Regions from separate parts of the Homo sapiens genome. Here region 2 is linked to region 1. The links are chromatin loops, found by intact Hi-C in ENCODE. Cell type or tissue: OCI-LY7. All regions are shown on one strand. Each heading gives the region's core, and the rest is flanking DNA. Links, peaks and the distances in the headings are about the cores only. Region 1 holds the start of RHOF (ras homolog family member F, filopodia associated). Region 2 overlaps PSMD9 (proteasome 26S subunit, non-ATPase 9).

The links. Peaks named below come from ENCODE experiments on the same cell type or tissue, not always from the same donor. Only the 100,000 strongest peaks of a DNase experiment are listed, where the experiment ranks them.
Region 2: it touches region 1 in a loop (8-fold over the local background); 81 of 110 quality-filtered maps call a loop at or near these places.

Annotation. Positions count from the first base shown.
Region 1 is chr12:121,789,942-121,798,261 of GRCh38, forward strand. RHOF (ras homolog family member F, filopodia associated) reads right to left here and starts at 3,747. Exons shown (of 5, transcript NM_019034.3): 1 at 3,555-3,747; 2 at 3,211-3,298. The coding sequence starts at 3,692. It overlaps LINC01089 (long intergenic non-protein coding RNA 1089), which reads right to left. Exons shown (of 4, transcript NR_152740.1): 4 at 5,326-6,301. It also overlaps a transcript of SETD1B not described here. RefSeq lists enhancers at 162-231, 312-511, 2,818-3,649, 3,655-4,195, 4,142-4,191 and 4 more and a silencer at 3,122-3,661. In OCI-LY7, for the core only: CTCF peaks have their summits at 2,515 (motif pointing right), 2,721, 4,402 (motif pointing left) and 5,201 (motif pointing right); DNase peaks (open chromatin) are centred at 100, 4,080, 4,460, 5,160 and 3 weaker places; H3K4me3 peaks cover 3,746 bases; H3K27ac peaks cover 4,747 bases.
Region 2 is chr12:121,890,890-121,899,209 of GRCh38, forward strand. It overlaps PSMD9 (proteasome 26S subunit, non-ATPase 9), which reads left to right. Exons shown (of 6, transcript NM_002813.7): 2 at 3,850-3,952. Among named protein-coding and RNA genes, the nearest start is that of PSMD9, 6.3 kb to the left of the region's middle. In OCI-LY7, for the core only: CTCF peaks have their summits at 4,011 and 4,211; DNase peaks (open chromatin) are centred at 3,382 and 3,972; H3K4me3 peaks cover 1,511 bases; H3K27ac peaks cover 2,492 bases.

The sequences.
Region 1 (8,320 bases), core at 59-8,058:
CAGCCCACCTCACCCCGCCTCCCCCGGCCCAGGAAACTTCAGACTTCACCGCAGCTTCCTGCCTCAGAGGATGTCAGGGCCCCGGTGAGGCCGACAGAGCAGTGAGTGCCATGGCCCCCGCCCCTTCCCTTCTGAGCCCTGCGAGCCCCGTCACCCGATCTGCCCTCCCTCCGCTGTGGTGTCTGTAACTACTTCCTCAGGAGGGAGACAGCCACACGGGCCTTCCACGAGGGCCCCTGTGGGCAGCGTCCGGCCCCTGCCCAGGACCAGCGTTTGGTCCTGGGTGTGGAGAAATTCAGCCTCTGAGAGCCACCCCTGTCTCACAGCTCTGGTGGCCACCAGTCGGGAAGATGCCCCTTCCGCCACTGTGTGTGGCCCATTGGGTTCTAGAACTTTCTACAACTACGTTTACTAGACTCATTTCTGGCTTGGCCATTCCCTCACCCTCTTGGCCTTTGCCTCTCTCTACGTGGCCGCCTGGCCATGGCTTTCTGTCCTGTTCTCCTGAGAGCCGTCCACCTGCAGGCCGAGATGAATCATCTCCGGCATTCGGATCCACTACCCATTCATTCCATCACCTTCCAGGCCTTGCTCCATGACAAGCACTGGGACCTGGGCTCTCCCTGGTGGCACTCACTGACCAGGGGATTTCCTCCTATGAGCAAGCCTTCCCTGGTCACGGGGGGATACCCTACAGGGAGCAGCCAGATCTCTTCTCCCTGGGTGCCCCTCCTTGGGGTCTGTCAGACTGTGAGGCTAGCCACCTCCCCTGAGCCCTGCTTCTCTGCTGCTTGGAAGAGACTTGCCAGGGAAGATAGATCTCCCCGCTGCAGCAGGGTCTGGGGGTCAGCTTGGGGCATGGCACCGTAGATTCCAAAGCACAGGCTTGAGCTAGGGCTGGGCAGGGATGGTAGGAGGATCTTTTTAATTTTTTTTAATTTTTATTTTTTGAAACAGGGTCTCGCTCTGTTGCCCAGGCTGGAGTGCAGTAGCGTGATCTTGACTCACTGCAATTTCCGCCTCCTGGGTTCAAGCAATTCTCCTGCCTCAGCCTTCCGAGTAGCTGGGACTATAGGTATGTGCCAACACGCCTGGCTAATTTTTATACTTTTAGTAGAGACGGGGTTTCATCATGTTGCCCAGGCTGGTCTTGAACTCCTGGCTTCAAGCAATCCTCCTGCCTCAGCCTCCCAAAGTGCTGGGAGATGTAGTCTCGCCCTGTCACCCAGGCTGGACTGCAATGGCACAATCTCGGCTCACTGCAACCTCTGCCTCCCGGGTTCAAACGATTCTCCTGCCTCAGCCTCCCGAGTAGCTGGGATTACAGGTGCCCACCACCACACCCAGCTAATTTTTGGATTTTTAGTAGAGATGGGGTTTCACCATGTTGGGCAGGCTGGTGGACATCATATATTAATCTGATTTAATCCTCATGACCCTCTTAGTGCTCATGACAGATCAGGAAACTGAGGCCCAGACATCCCCAATGATACGTAGCCAATAGAGCTGGGGTCAAAGCCCAGATCTGACTCCAAAGAGGATGGCAGGAACAGGATGGGACCATGGATGGGATCCCCATGGTGCCAGTGGTCGCCTGCTTCTGGTGACTGTAGCAGGGGATGCTCCTCCATCCCTCTGGTAGCAGCTCTTAGCACAAATTCTTCCTACAGCAACTTGCAGCTTTCCAGAATCTCCACAACTCAATCTACTCTGACATGTTCCTTGAGCATCTCTCTCTGGGCAAGGCCAGAAAGGCCATCCCTGTTCTTATGATGTGGAGGCTGCCCTGAACAGTGAACCCCGGGACCTGATAGGGGAGGCCCTGATGGCAGAGGAGGAGGAAAGAAAAAACCTCCTGACCTCTTGCAGGGCAGTGGGTTGCTGTGAATGTCTCCACCCAGCAGCACTTGACTCAAAAAGTGGGTCAATGACCTTGCCCCTCCCTGGCTACTGCACAGGAAACATGAGAGTAAAGGTGTCCCAGACCATGACTTTTACTACCCCCGGGCCACGCCCCGGGAATTCCTCTGATGCCTCAGCTCTCCCAGCTCACCAGGGGCTAGAGACAGGCGCTGTTTTGGGGTTGGCCCTACAGGGCCCACATCCCACAAAGACAGGTTCCTCAGAGGCCACGATAGGACCTGCTGAAGTCGGAATGGAGGGGGGCTCTGAGCTAGGACAGCCCCTTTTCGGGTCCTCTCCAAGGTCTAGGTGGGGGTGGAGGTGTCTGGATTTTGGCTCCATCCTAGGTCAGTGTCTGACCTCACCTCACACACACAAGGCTTGGCTGGCCGGAGAGGGCCACCGGATGACGTGGTTCCCTGCAGGTCACTAAACACTGAGTCACAGAGGTGGGGTGAGGCCCCACCTGGGGATCTCAACCTTTGGTCCCCAATGTTGATGAAGCCCAGATGGGAGTCAGGGTCCTCCCACTGACTGTTTCTCCTGTCCCCACCCCTCACAACACCGACTCCCAAGCAATTGCACATAAATCCGTAAACCACCCGTGGGGGCCTGCAGGTGGCAGGCAGAGCCTGGTGTGGGGCCCCTGCCCCCAGTGCTCTGTTCCTTCCTCAGTTCATTTTCTACACTGTCTGGTTTTGTCCCAGGGAACTAGGAAAGCACAGAAGTAATTGTAGCCACGCAATTCCAGAACCACCAACTGCAAGCCGTGGAATCCTGGGAGCTGCAGACACAGAACTCGCATCCACAGGACCCCAGAGCCTCAGGCTGCAGAGCGCAGGCCACAGAGCCCTGGAGCCACAGGCTGATCTGCAGCCGGGAGCATCCCAGAACCACAGGACCCAGACACACAGCCCAGGCAATCCGAGCACCAAGGGACTCAAATCTGCAGCTCACAGAGTCTGCAGAGACCACAGCAGGTAGCGCAGCAATCCTGGAACCATGGGAGGCCCAAGAGCAGCCCACTGCTTTCTAGAACCACAGGAGAGGAACGAGCTGTGGGCTCTCAGCACAGAGCTGGGAGGGTGGCCCCAGAGTTCACCTCCTCCTCCAAACACCTTCCACTTACGTATAGGGCTTGGCCTCTAGGGCCCCGCAGCCAGCGCCCCTGAGCGGCCTCCAGGAGTGAAGAGCCGGCCAAGGCCCTGCCAAGGCTGCAGGGCGGGGACACCCAGTGGGGGACGCCCGGGAGGGGAAACCCTTCGGGCGGGCGGACCCTCGGGCCCCCCGGCGCGCAGGCGCACTCACCGGCCGTGTCGTAGAGGTTCAGGGTCACCTCCTTGCTGCCAACGGTCACGCTGGCCGTGTACTTCTCGAACACCGATGGGGCGTAGTGCTGCGGGAGAGGGGGTCGGGTTGGTCCTTAGTGGGGCCGGCGGGGGCCAAAGTTCCAGCTGAATCCACTGTCCACCCCCCTCACTCGTCCCGGATCAGCCCCCCCTCACCCCGCTGGGCTCTGGAATTCCCGAGGGGGCGCCCCGGGGTGGCGGCCGCCTGTCCGTGCTCGGGACGCTGGGGACTGAGGGTCGGGGCTCTGGGCTCAGGGTAAGGGGCGTCCCTCGCCCCCACCCCAGCCCCGCTGCGGGCCTCACCTCGGGGAAGGAGCCCTGGCTGTACACCATGAGCAGCGAGGTCTTGCCGCAGCCGCCGTCGCCCACGATCACGATCTTCAGCTCCTTCCTGCCCGGACCGGGGGCGGCGGTCTGGGCCAGGGCCCCGGGGGCATCCATTGCCCGGAGCCCGCAGCACTGGCGGCGGCGCGCCGGGCACTAGCGGAGCCAAGAGGTCGGGGGCGGGGCGGGGCCGGAACCAGCCCCGCCCACTCGGAGCAGCGCCGCCTCCGCCAGGCAGCCTCCCGGCCGACCTCCCAGCCTCAGTTTCCTTTCTGCTAAGGTCTCAGCCCTGGGTGTGGGTATTCAGCTCTCAGTCCCAGGGATACTGCAGCACCGGAAAAACGGGGCTCAGCTGCGAGCAAAGCTCCCACCCCCAACCCACCGCCACCCTCCGCGCGTCACGTCGCGCCCCTCGCCGGCGAGACCCGATCGTGGCTGCCCAGCGACTCCAGGTGCCCCTGATTAGCAGGCTCCGCCTTCGGCAGGGACCCTCTGATTGGCTGGCGCGGCCAGACAGGGTCTCCCGGATTGGCTGGCTGTGCCTCCGCACCGGGTTCGAGAAGCCCCCGGCCTCCAGCTCCGGGAAGAGCCCCTCAACTTTGCACTGCCCCAGCGGTGTGGCTTGGCACATGTCCGCCTCTGGCCTCAGCTTCCCCACAGGAGGTAGCGGCGGTGGCACCAGGGAAGATGCTGACGCGAGAGTCATGTCTGCCCACCTCGCCTGGGCCAGGGACGCCAGCGTGCACGCGGGTTCGGGGTGAGGGACTGGGCTCCGCTTACCCGCACCCCGACCCTGGGCTGCAGGGTGGACGTCTGACGCCCTCTGCCGGGCAATCGCCTCGGCGCCGGCCGCTCCGGGCGCAGGTTGGCCCGAAACCACTAGGGGCGGCCGCCTCCTTCCGGCAGGAGCCAGAGGCGTGAACCACGCAAGACGTCGTCAGGGAGGGGCAGGTTGGAGTAGCTCTAGTTGAAGTCAACTTGGTCCCTCTCCTGGAGCTTTGGAGACTGATAACCCCACACCCACCAAGAAATGTAAGAAAATGCGTTTCCTTGCCAGCAGCCACATGTCCTTCATCCCAGGAATCCCCCCAACTCTCCCATCCCCTGATCAAAACAGCTTATTTGTTGAGCACTTACTGTAGGCAGTGCTATCAGGGCTGCTGGCTGAATTACCCGTAACCCCCACCCCTCCTCTTACTCCTCACCCTGGGCGGGCTGACTGCCCTCTGCACCACCCAGATGAGTCGACAGGGTGGCAGAGGGACCCCCCCCTGGAGCCGGTCCACGGCAGACAGGCACGAGAGCATGGCCGAGAGTGGGATCCTACCAGCTGGGGTAGGAAGAGCCCATTTCTAACAAAACCCCCAACAGCAGCATGGTTGGGGGCAAGTGGCCTTCGTAGTTTCCTCAGATAGGGGCTGGCAGGACTCAGGATCTTTTTGCTGGCGACCCCACCCCGAAGACTCCCAGTTTTCAAGGTCTCGGCAAGGGTCATGTAAACCTCACTTCGTGGAGGAAAACCGCCAACCTGGCAGTTCCATGGTCAAGGTTCTCACAGTGCAAGCAAGGCACGGTCTGACCACCAGAGGGCAGCAGCGACCGCCCACAGAATCCCAAGACCACAGCAGAGCTGGGAAGGGGAGGCCGGGGAGGCACCCCAGGTTCTCAGTGGACGCCCTCTTCAGGCACTGGGCAAAGGGTAATCTCCTGGGTCAAGCACCCCCTAGACAAATGCACAGCAACTCATCCATTCCTTTTTTGCAACACGTTTATTGAGAGGCAGTTGTGCTCCAGCCTTCCAGGAGGTCACAGTCTTAGGGGAAGCAGTGCAATGGAGGTTGGAAGCAGGGGAACCCTTTACTGAAGGCTGAGCGCTGGCTGGCACACTAGGCCTGGCAGCACTGGAGGGCAGGCAGGGAAAGTAGGGTGGGTAACCCAGCCTGGCAAATGCACGGCAGCTAGAAAACCTCTTCAGGTTCTGGGGTGGCTGGGCCATGAGAGGGGAGGCCAGGCAGGGCTGTCAAGGTAACCGGGGTCAGATCATGGAGTTGCCTGCCAGGCTCCACAGGAGTGGGGGACAGAAGCAGAGCAACCCAGCTACCAGCCGGGCCCTGAGCTCCCTCAGGGTGACCAGGGAGGAGCTGTGACTGGCTGGGGAGGCAGGGCTGGGGCCGAGGTTCCCCAGGACGACAGGAGGGAGCCAAGGCACTCTAAGAGGTGGAAGAAGAGGACCAGAAGCTGGTGAGTGCATCACTGGAGCCCATAGGAGGGCTCCTGACTGTCCTCAAAAGCCTCAGACCTCAGTGTCCACTTTCTCCATCCAAGAAATGGGGCTGTGATCTCTGCTTATGACAGCACAAGCTTGCACAGAAGTGGAGGCGGGAAATAAGCACAAGTGTGCCTTCCCAGCCCGGCCTGGGTCCAGGCAGAACAGCTGATACTGGCCCCAGTCTGCCCACCCACCCCTGCTGGCCAGGAGGCTGGCAGAACCCCAGCCCCACCTGCCTGGAGCGCGTTTGATTTGGACTCGACTGTTGTGGTGATGGAGGGGGGCTGGATCTGTAGCTAAAAATACCTCGGAGCCAAGCCAGCTGCTCAGAGCTTCCTCGGAGGCTGGGCCGCGCTGGGCCCACTGAGGAACTGGGCATGCCCACCCAGGAGGTAGCTCCCTTACCTGCTAGAGGTTGAGGGCCTGAGTCACTCCCCCTTCCAGTCACCAGGAATTCCTGGAGAGTTTGAGAAAGCAAGAAAGATTCTTTAAGCTGGTTCCTGACACAACAGCTGTTAGGCCACTGAAGCCTGGGGGAGCGGCCGGGTGGCATTTGTGGGGTCAGCTCATCGGTGTCCACACAGGGGCCTATGCCATAGTGCGGCCAACAGGGAAACTGAGCCCTGGAGAGTTGCAGGGGCCCAGCCACTGCTGTGTTGTCAGAGCAAAGTCCAGCCAGCCCCAGTGAGGCTGGAGGCAACGCTGTGGCACCCACTTCCCTGGATGCCTGAGAACCCTGCAGAGGGGCCACCCACATGAGGCAGAAGACACTCAGCCTTCAGGGATGAAGCTACTCCCTGAGGTCCCAGGGACGGGAGCTGGCCTGGCAAATACATCTACCCTGCCTGAGCAGTCCCCAGGCCTTGGCTGCCCATGAGCACTCGGGGACAGGCCAGAGACAAGGCCACTCCTTGAGTGCTAAAAGTTCCCGTCACAAAAGCCAGACTCAGCAACAGCTCAAAACATTATTGTCCGGCCAGGCGCGGTGGCTCATGCCTGTAATCCCAGCACTTTGGGAGGCCGAGGTGGGCGGATCACCTGAGGTCAGTTTGAGACCAGCCTGACCAACATGGAGAAACCCTGTCTCTACTAAAAATACAAAATTATCCGGGCGTGGTGGCACATGCCTGTAATCCCAGCTACTCGGAGGCTGAGGCAGGAGAATCGCTTGAACCCTGGAGGCGGAGGTTGCGGTGAGCCCAGATCACACCATTGCCTGGGCAACAAGAGCGAAACTCTGTCTCAAAAAAAAAAAAAAAAAAATTATTGCTGGACCTGCTCCTCCCAGCGCTCAGGGGCAGGAGCTTGCTGGAAGTCACATGCCAGCTACAGATGCACTGGGCCAGACGACCTGAGATGGTGGTGCCACCTCACTGCACAGCCCAGGCAGAGGCTGTGTCTCCACCCAGAGGGTCCGAAAGGTCATGTTCCACGCTAGGGCTCCGGGCGGAGAGGCCGGAAGAGGCGGGGATGCCGGCGACTCAGTAGTAAGGCAAGTCCTGCCACCTCCTGGCCGGCCCTTCCGCTGGCGTGGCCCTCTCTCTGCAAGCCCTGGGGCCCAGCGCCAGCAGCGGCCCCGCCCCGCGTTCGCTGGGTGACCGGTGGGCGGGGCGCCCTCGAGGGACCAGCAGGAACAGCAGCAGGAGGACAAACTGCCTCACCCTCCCTGCCCCAAGAGGTGATGGTGGGGGGACAAAGAAAGAAGAGGGACCAAAGCAGAGAGAGAGGGGTACAGTCCAGCCAGGTGGGTCCCGACACCGTGCCGAGAACCACATCCAGACCACAGCTGAGCACCCAACAGCTCACTGATTGGATCCAGGGAGGGGAGAAACTGGCTGGAGCCCTCCAGGGTGCAGCTGGGAGGGAGACGTACATCAATTACTTAATTATCCAAAGCAGGTGGGGAGTAAAGACCCCACCCGGAGAGCAACGAAGACTCTAAAGGGAGGCGCCACACCCTCGGGCGGCAGAGGGTAACGTGAGAGCAACGGGGTTCAATGGCAGAGCCAAATTTAAAACAGGTTTCAGGGAGTATAGAAGGAGGAGGCTTTTGGGATATTAACAATGTGAACCTCAATTTTTATCAGGTGCTTTCGCCCTCTTGCTGTACTTGGGCAGCGGGGAGTCTGGGCAGGAACACTCTTCCCTCCCAGCAAAGGAGCTGGACCCAGCACGGCTCATCGGGGATTGAAGACCCAGCCCTGGCCCTCACAGGAGGAGCCAACAGCACCACGCCAGTTACTTCCAACCAGACAGTCCCGGGCAGGGATGCCAGCAGACAGCTGGCACGGGAGGAAGCCCAAAATAACCCAGACAGCTGGGGTGAGGGGGTGCCATGGGCACAGGCGCTGGCTGCCAAGTCAAGCCACCTGGAACCCCATCCTGGCTCTATTGGTGGTGGCCTTGTGACCTTGGGGAGTCACTTCTCCCCGGACCATGGGTGGGTGACCCAAATCTTGACCCCATCATGGAACAG
Region 2 (8,320 bases), core at 163-8,162, 100 kb after region 1:
GGCTAGCTGCTGTTGCTTGCTGAAAGCTTTCAGCCTGAAACCGTGCTCTATATTTGTTTTTAAAAAGTGGGTTTGGGCCGGGCCTGGTGGCTCACGCCTGTAATCCCAGCACTTTGGGAGGCCAAGGTGGGTGGATCACCTGAGGCCAGGATGGTCTCGATCTCCTGACCTCGTGATCCGCCCGCCTCGGCCTCCCAAAGTGCTGGGATTACAGGCTTGAGCCACCGCGCCAGGCCTACAAAAAATTTTTTTAAAAATTAGTTGGGCGTGGTGGTGCATGCCTGTAGTCCTAGCTACTTGGGAGGCTGAGGCAGGAGGATTGCTTGAACCCTGAATGTTGAGGCTGCAGGGAGCTATAATTGCACCACTGCACTCTCTTGTGGGTGACAGAGTGAGATGCTGTCTCTTTAAAAAAAAAAAAAAAAAAAAGGCCGGGTGCGGTGGCTCATGCCTCTAATCCCAGCACTTTGGGAGGCCGAGGCGGGCGGATCACGAGGTCAGGAGATCGAGACCATCCTGGCTAACACAGTGAAACCCCGTCTCTACTAAAAATACAAAAAATTAGCTGGACGTGGTGGCCAGCGCCTGTAGTCCCAGCTACTCTGGAGGCTGAGGCAGGAGAATGGCCTGAACCCGGGATGTGGAGCTTGCAGTGAGCCAAGATTGCGCCACTGCACTTCAGCCTGGGTGACAGAGCGAGACTCCGTCTCAAGAAAAAAGAAAAAAAAAAAAAAGACTGGGCATGGTGGCTCACGTCTGTAATCCCAGCACTTTGGAAGGCCGAGGTGTGTGGATCGCTTGAGGTCAGGAGTCCGAGACCAGCCTGGCCAACATGGTGAAACCCCGTCTCAACGAAAAATACAAAAATTAGCCAGGTGTGGTGGTACACATCTATAATCCCAGCTACCCGGGAGGCTGATGCAAGAGAATCACTTGAACCTGGGAGGCGGAGGTTGCAGTGAACCAAGACTGCACCACGACACTCCAGCCTGGGTGACAGAGATTCCATCTCAAAAAAAAAAAAAAAAAAAAAAAGAAGTGGACAGCTAAAACTATAAATCTCGTATAATAAAGCATAGGAGTAAATCTTCATGACCTTGGATTAGGCAAAGCCTTTTTAGATATGGCACCAAAAACACAAGCTACAAAAGAAAAAATGATAAGTTGGACTTCAACTTTAAAACTGTGTTTCAAAGGGCATAGTAAAATGAAAAGATAAGCTCCAGAATGGGAGAAAATATTTGCATATCATTTCTCTGATAAGAGGATAGTATCTAGACTATAATAAGAGCTCTTACAACTCAATAATAAAAAGACAGCCAATTAGAAGACAGGGAAAGGATCTGAATAAACATTTCTCCAAAGAAAATATGGTCAATACAAATGGTCAATGGCCAGGCGTGGTGGCTCATGCCTGTAATCCCAGGACTTTGGGAGTCTGAGGCAGGAGGATCACTTGAGGCCAGGGGTTTGAGACTAGCCTGGGCAACACAGTAAGAGCCTATCTTTACAAAAAATTCAAAATTAAAGGCCGGGCATGGTGGCTCATGCCTGTAATCCCAGCACTTTGGGAGGCCGAGGCTGGCAGATCACGAGGTCAGGAGATCGAGACCATCCTGGTTAACACGGTGAAACCCCGTCTCTACTAAAAATACAAAAAAATTAGCCGGGTGTGGTGGCAGACGCCTGTAGTCCCAGCTACTCGGGAGGCTGAGGCAGGAGAAGGGCCTGAACCCAGGAGGCGGAGCTTGCAGTGAGCCAAGATCTCGCCACTGTACTCTAGCCTGGGCAACAGAGCGAGACTCTGTCTTTAAAAAAAAAAAATTAAAAATTAAAAATTAGCCAGGTGTGATGACATGTGCCTGTGGTCCCAGCTACTTAGGAGGCTGAGACAGATCGCTTGAACCCAGGAGTTTAAGGCGGCAGTGAGCTATGAACACACCACTGCACCCGATCCTGGGCAACAGAAGATCTTGTCTCAAACCAATACAAACACAAAAGCCATTACCTTTTACACTTTACATGGGTCAGTTATATGGTATCTGAATTATATCTCAATAAAACTGTTATAAAAACAGAGGGTACTAGAGATAGCAAGTAACTGGGGTGTTGCAGAGACCAGCACCAAATGGACACTTTTGCCTTGACAATTGCAGGATTGTAGAGAATTGGGAGAGGAATATGTATTTTTGATTCAGGGTTATTTAATGCCGTGTGTGTGAGCTGCTAGTGTTATGGATCCCATCCTTTGAGAAGCATTATCCAATGTGATATTGATTCTCAAAGGCTGGTCAACCCTTAACCACTGTGGGAAGGCAGGAGCAGATACAGGTTTTTAGCCCCTGGCGCATTTCTGCAGTGTCACGGCGAGTCCTGTGTTAGGGGAGTGTGGAGAACTATCTCCCTGCGCAGTGGACAGTAGGTTTGGGTGTAACCCGGAGGCTTCCAGAGAGAAAGGGAGCAAAATGAATGGAATCCCTCTTCTCAGTGCCTGTGTACACTGGCAGCTTGTCCCTGGACTGACTAATCCTTACAGCCACTATTTATGACTTCTGCGCGTAGTCGTTTTCTGAGGCCACCTTAACACCACAGAGTTGGTGACTTAAAACAGGAATTTACTTTGTCCCAGCTCTGGAGGCCAGAAGTCTGAAATCAAGGTGTCAGCAGGGTTGGCTCCTTCTGCAGGCTCTGAGAGAGAAGCTCCCAAGCCTTTCTCCTGGCCTCTGGTGACTGCTGGCGGTCCTTGGCCTACAGCTGTGTCACTTGAACCTCTGCCTGCATCTTCATGTGGCCTTCCTCCTGTGTCTGTCCCACACCTACCTCTGCCTTTCTTTTATGAGGACACCAGCCACCAGATGAGCTTATCTCGAGATCCTTAACATAATTACATCTACAAAGACTCTTTTTCAAATAAAGTCATATTTACAGGTTCTGGGGGTTAGCTCGTGGTTATCTGTTTTTGGGGGCCGCTCTTCAACCCACTATGCTGTGTATGCGCGTGGCATGTGCTAAGTACTCTGCAGGTCAGCTCGTTAGTTCTTGCAGCAGGTAGGGAGGGAGGCGAGTGCTCCTATTCCCATTTTATAATTGAGGAAGCTGAGGCTTAGAGAGGAGAAGGTCTCAGCTAAGGATGCCCAGCTTGTACATGGCAGAGTTGAGATTCAAATTAAAGTCTAACCAATTGCAAAGCCCCTCCCCTGAACCATGTGACTGGTTTCACTGCTTTTGTGTACTCTCCTCTGACTCATGTTAAAAAAAAAAAAAGTGTTGTTTTGAATAAAGAATACATTCCCATAGGCAAAATTCAAAACCTACAGAGGGGTATAAAATGGACTGTCTCTCTCCCTGCCCTGTCACCTAGCCACCCAGTTCTTCTCCCCGGAGGCAGCTGGTGCTATCAGTTTCCTTCTTCAGATCTTTTTATTTTCAGAAGAATCAAAGCCCTGCCACAGCTGGGTGCTGTCTGGGCTTTTCACTCCCCTCTAGCTTCCAGGGCCAGCAGCCAGGTGTCAGCCACCTGTGGGAAGGAGGGTGTGAAGGAGTGGAGGAAGAGGCTGGCCTTGGGGATGATGCTCAAAGGAGTCTTTGGTTTTATCGGCACTGTTTTAACTTCAAAAAAGAATGGATTCATGCATTACTTGCGTCGTTAAAAATAAAAAATGAAAAACACAGTGCCCACCCCAGGGTAGTTGTGAGGGCATGAGTAGAGCCCCTGGTGTAAGTGATCAGTATGTGGCAGTTTTCATTACTGTCACCTTTATTATGACTTCAGAGGAGAAGGGTCTGGGGAAAGACATCCTGGGGACATTACACCCATGAGCACCTTTTAACCACGTTTCTTTCCTCCAGCAAAAAGGCATTGGGATGAACGAGCCGCTGGTGGACTGTGAGGGCTACCCCCGGTCAGACGTGGACCTGTACCAAGTCCGCACCGCCAGGCACAACATCATATGTGAGTGGCCCTCTTAGAAGACTTTCCCCACCTTGTGGTGGGAAGGTGTTAAAGGCATACAAATAAAACCAACTATCTGTATTATCTACTGCCTTCTCTTCTGCCTTGATGGGATTGTCTTGTCCCCATCCAAGGACTGAGAACCAAGGGAATGGGCTAGACTCTAAGGTTCTATATTTCTGGTTTCATTTTCTCTCTCTCTCTCTCTCTCTTTTTTTTTTGAGTCAGGGTCTTGCTCTGTCTTCCAGGCTGGAGTGCAGTGGTGCTAACATGACTCACTGCAGTCTCAACCCCCCAGGCTCCAAGTGCTCCTTCTGCCTCAGCCTCCCAAGTAGCTGGGACTATAGGCATGTGTCGCTGTGCCTGGCTAATTTTTTTTAGTAGAGACGAGTCTCACTAAGTGGCCCAGGTGAGTCTTGAACTCCTGGACTCAAGTGGTCCTCCTGCCTTGGCCTTCCAAGGTGCTGATTGTTTTTAATTAAAGAGCTAGCAGAGAGTACAGATTGGATAGTATATTTGTTTTCTGTTTCTGCCATAACAAATGACGTGATTTGTTTTTAATTAAAGAGCTAGCAGAGAGTACAGATTGGATAGTATATTTGTTTCTGTTTCTGCCATAACAAATGACCACAGACTTAGTAGCTGGAGATAAGAAGTCCAGATGGGTCTCACTGGACTAAAATCAAGGTGTTGGCAGGGCTGGCTCCTTCTGGAGGATCTAGGGGAGAACCTGTTCCTGGTCTTTTCTGGTTTCCAAAGGCTGCCCACCGTCCTTGGCTCATGGCTTCGTCCATCTACACAGCCAGCAGTCGCATTTCCCTCCCTCTGATTCTGTCATAACATCTCTTTCTCTCACTCTCCTGCCTCCCTCTTTCACCTATAAAGACCTCTGTGATGACACCAGGCCCACCTGGATAATCCAGGATCATGTCCGAATCTTAAGGTCCTTAATCACATCTGCAGAGCCTCTTTTGCCATGTAAGGTGGCATATTCCCAGCTTCTAGGGGCTAGGATGTGGATGTGTTGGGGGCCATTATCCACTCAGCCATAGGTAGGCAACCGTCTCCACCACAGAGTCCTATTAGCATTTATCCTCCACATTTTTCACTTACTAACTCCTCTTTAATCTGTTTGAATCTTGATTCCATCTGCATCACATCTTATTTATTTATTTATTTTTTGAGACGGAGTCTCGCTCTGTCACCCAGGTTGGAGTGCAGTGGCACGATCTTGGCTCACTGCAACTTCCACCTCCCGAGTGACAGAGCAAGAGACCGTCTCAAAAAAAAAAAAAAAATCTGTTTGAGCAATTCCTTATTGGTCTTTTTTTGAAAAATCTGTTCTCGGCCGGGTGCGGTGGCTCATGCCTGTAATCCCAGCACTTTGGGAAGCCAAGGCGGGCAGATCACCTGAGGTCAGGAGTTTGAGTCTAGCCTGACCAACATGGCAAAATCCTGTCTGTACTAAAAATAGAAAAATTAACTGGATGTGGTGGCACATGCCTGTAATTCCAGCTACTTGGGAGGCTGAGACAGGAGAATCACTTGAACCCAGGAGGCAGAGGTTGCAAAGAGCCGAGATTACACCACTGCACTCCACCCTGGGCGACAGAGCAAACAAAACTCTGTCTCAAAAAAAAGAAAGAAAATCTATTCTCAAAACAGCCCTTTTTAAAGAACAGTTATAGATTTACATAAAAATTGGAAAATAATGGCTGGGTGCGGTGGCTCACGCCTGTAATCCCAGCACACTGGGAGGCCGAGGTGGGCAGATCACCTGAGGTCGGGAGTTCGAGACCAGCCTGACCAACATGGAGAAACCCTGTCTCTACTAAAAATACAAAATTAGCTGGGCATGGTGGCACGAACCTGTAATCCCAGCTACTCAGGAGGTTGAGGCAGGAGAATCACTTGAACCCAGGAGGCGGAGGTTGCCGTGAGCCGAGATTGTGCCATTGCACTCCAGCCTGGGCAACAAGAGTGAAACTCTGTCTCAAAAAAAAAAAAAAAAAGAAAAGAAAAAAAAATTGGAAAATAATGCATAGGTCCTTTGGCTTCTGTATGTAATCTCCCGTGTTGTTAACAGCATATATACACATACATGTGTATATATCTACACATACATGTAAATATATACACACATACATGTGTATGTAAAATATACACATGCGTGTATATATGCAAAATACACATATGAGTGAATGACTCAGGCTGGGTGTAACCAAGATTTCACTTTTCTCTGAAATCCTCTAGAAGGAAAAATGCTGCATAAGCTGGGCACAGAGGCTCATGCCTGTAATCCCAGCACTTTGGGAGGCTGAGGCCTCCCAAATATATACACATGTGTATACACACAGGTTCAAGTGATTCTCCAGCCTTAGCTTCCCAAGTAGCTGGGATTACAGGTGCCCACCATCACACCGGACTAATTTTTTTTTTTTTTTTGAGATGGAATCTTGCTTAGCCACCTAGGCTGGAGTGCAGTGGCATGATCTCGGCTCACTCACTGCACTCACCATCTCCCGGGTTCAAGTGATTCTCCCATCTCAGCCTCCCAAGTAGCTGAGATTACAGGCATCCGCCATCGTGCCCGGCTAATTTTTATATTTTAGTAGAGACAGGGTTTCACCATGTTGGCCAGGCTGGTCTTGAACTCCTGACCTCAGGTGATCCGCCCGCCTCGGCCTCGACAGGCGTGAGCCACCATGCCTGGCCTAATTTTTTAGTAGTATTTTTTTAGTAGAGACGGGATTTCACCATGTTGGCCAGGCTGGTCTCCAACTCCTGACCTCAGGTGATCCGCCCGCCTCGGCCTCGACAGGCGTGAGCCACCATGCCTGGCCTAATTTTTTAGTAGTATTTTTTTAGTAGAGACGGGATTTCACCATGTTGGCCAGGCTGGTCTCGAACTCCTGACCTCAGGTGATCTGCCCGCCTCGGCCTCGCAAAGTGCTGGGATTACAGGCATGAGCCACCGCGCCCAGCTAACAGCTTATGTTAATATGGTACGTTTGTTATAATTGCAAATTTGTTTTTTGAAATACACTGCAGAAACATTTTGTACTGAAAAAAACCCTTTCAACATTTTGATTAGAATTGTAATATGTTGTAAATAGTCGTTCGTTCCATTCCCCAACAGCTGTGTATTGAGCACTTCCCTGTGCCAGGCATTGCAGAGTCTAGGGATGCTGTGGACCTCACTGGGGGAGGGCTTTTCTAGTGAAAGTGACCATGTATTATGTAAGTCTGCCTCCCAAGTGCATGTCTCCACTTGTTCAGATCTGGGTTCTTTTCCCACATCTGCTCCTGTGGGTTGAGAACTTGAATCCCTTCATGACTGAGGGTCTTGCCTTTGCTCCAAAGTGACAGTGGCAGAGGAGGCAGGTCAGGTAGTACCGCAATCCCACTGACAGGCACAAGGTATCAAAATACCAGCTGCTGTGCTGGCGTGGCCTGCAGATTGCCATGGTGGTTCACAACATTTTGAATTAGCTATCTGTACTGAAAAATCAGAGAATTTCACTTCAAAGATCCCAATTTTCAGCTTTTCTGGAAAAATCAAAGATTTTGTAGCATTGGGTCTTCCTCCCAAACCCAGCCAATTGGCAAGAGCCCTGTAGCAGGGGTGCCCTTTGGCCACCTCCCTGTGGACTCCCTCTCCTGGACTGAATGTCTCCAGGATTACTAGGCTTATGCAGCACTTTTTTTTTTTTTTTTTGAGACGAATTCTTGCTTTGTCGCCAGGCTGGAGGGCAGTGGTGCGATCTCGGCTCACTGCAACCTCCACCTCCTGGGTTCAAGTAATTCTCCTGCTTCAGCCTCCCAAGTAGCTGGGATTACAGGCACCCGCCACCACGCCCAGCTAATTTTTGTTTTTGTTTTGTTTTGTTTTGTTTTTGAGACGGAGTCTTGCTCTGTTGCCCAGGCTAGAGTGCAGTGGCGCGATCTCGGCTCACTGCAATCTCCGCCTCCCTGGTTCACGCCAATCTCCTGCCTCAGCCTCCCGAGTAGCTGGGACTACAGGCGCCTGCCATCATGCCCGGCTAATTTTTGTATTTTTAGTAGAGACGGGGTTTCACCGTGTTAGCCAGGATGGTCTCCATCTCCTGACCTCGTGATCCGGCCACCTTGACTTCCCAAAGTTCTGGGATTACAGGCCTGAGCCACCACGCTCGGCCTAATTTTTGTATTTTTTAGTAGAGACGGGGTTTCACCATGTTGGCAAGGTGGTCGCGATCTCTTGACCTCGTGATCTGCCTGCCTCGGCCTCCCACAGTGCTGGGATTACAGGCGTGAGCCTCTGTGCCCGGCTTATGCAGCATTTTTCCTTCTAGAGGATTTCAGAGAAAAGTGAAATCTTGATTACAC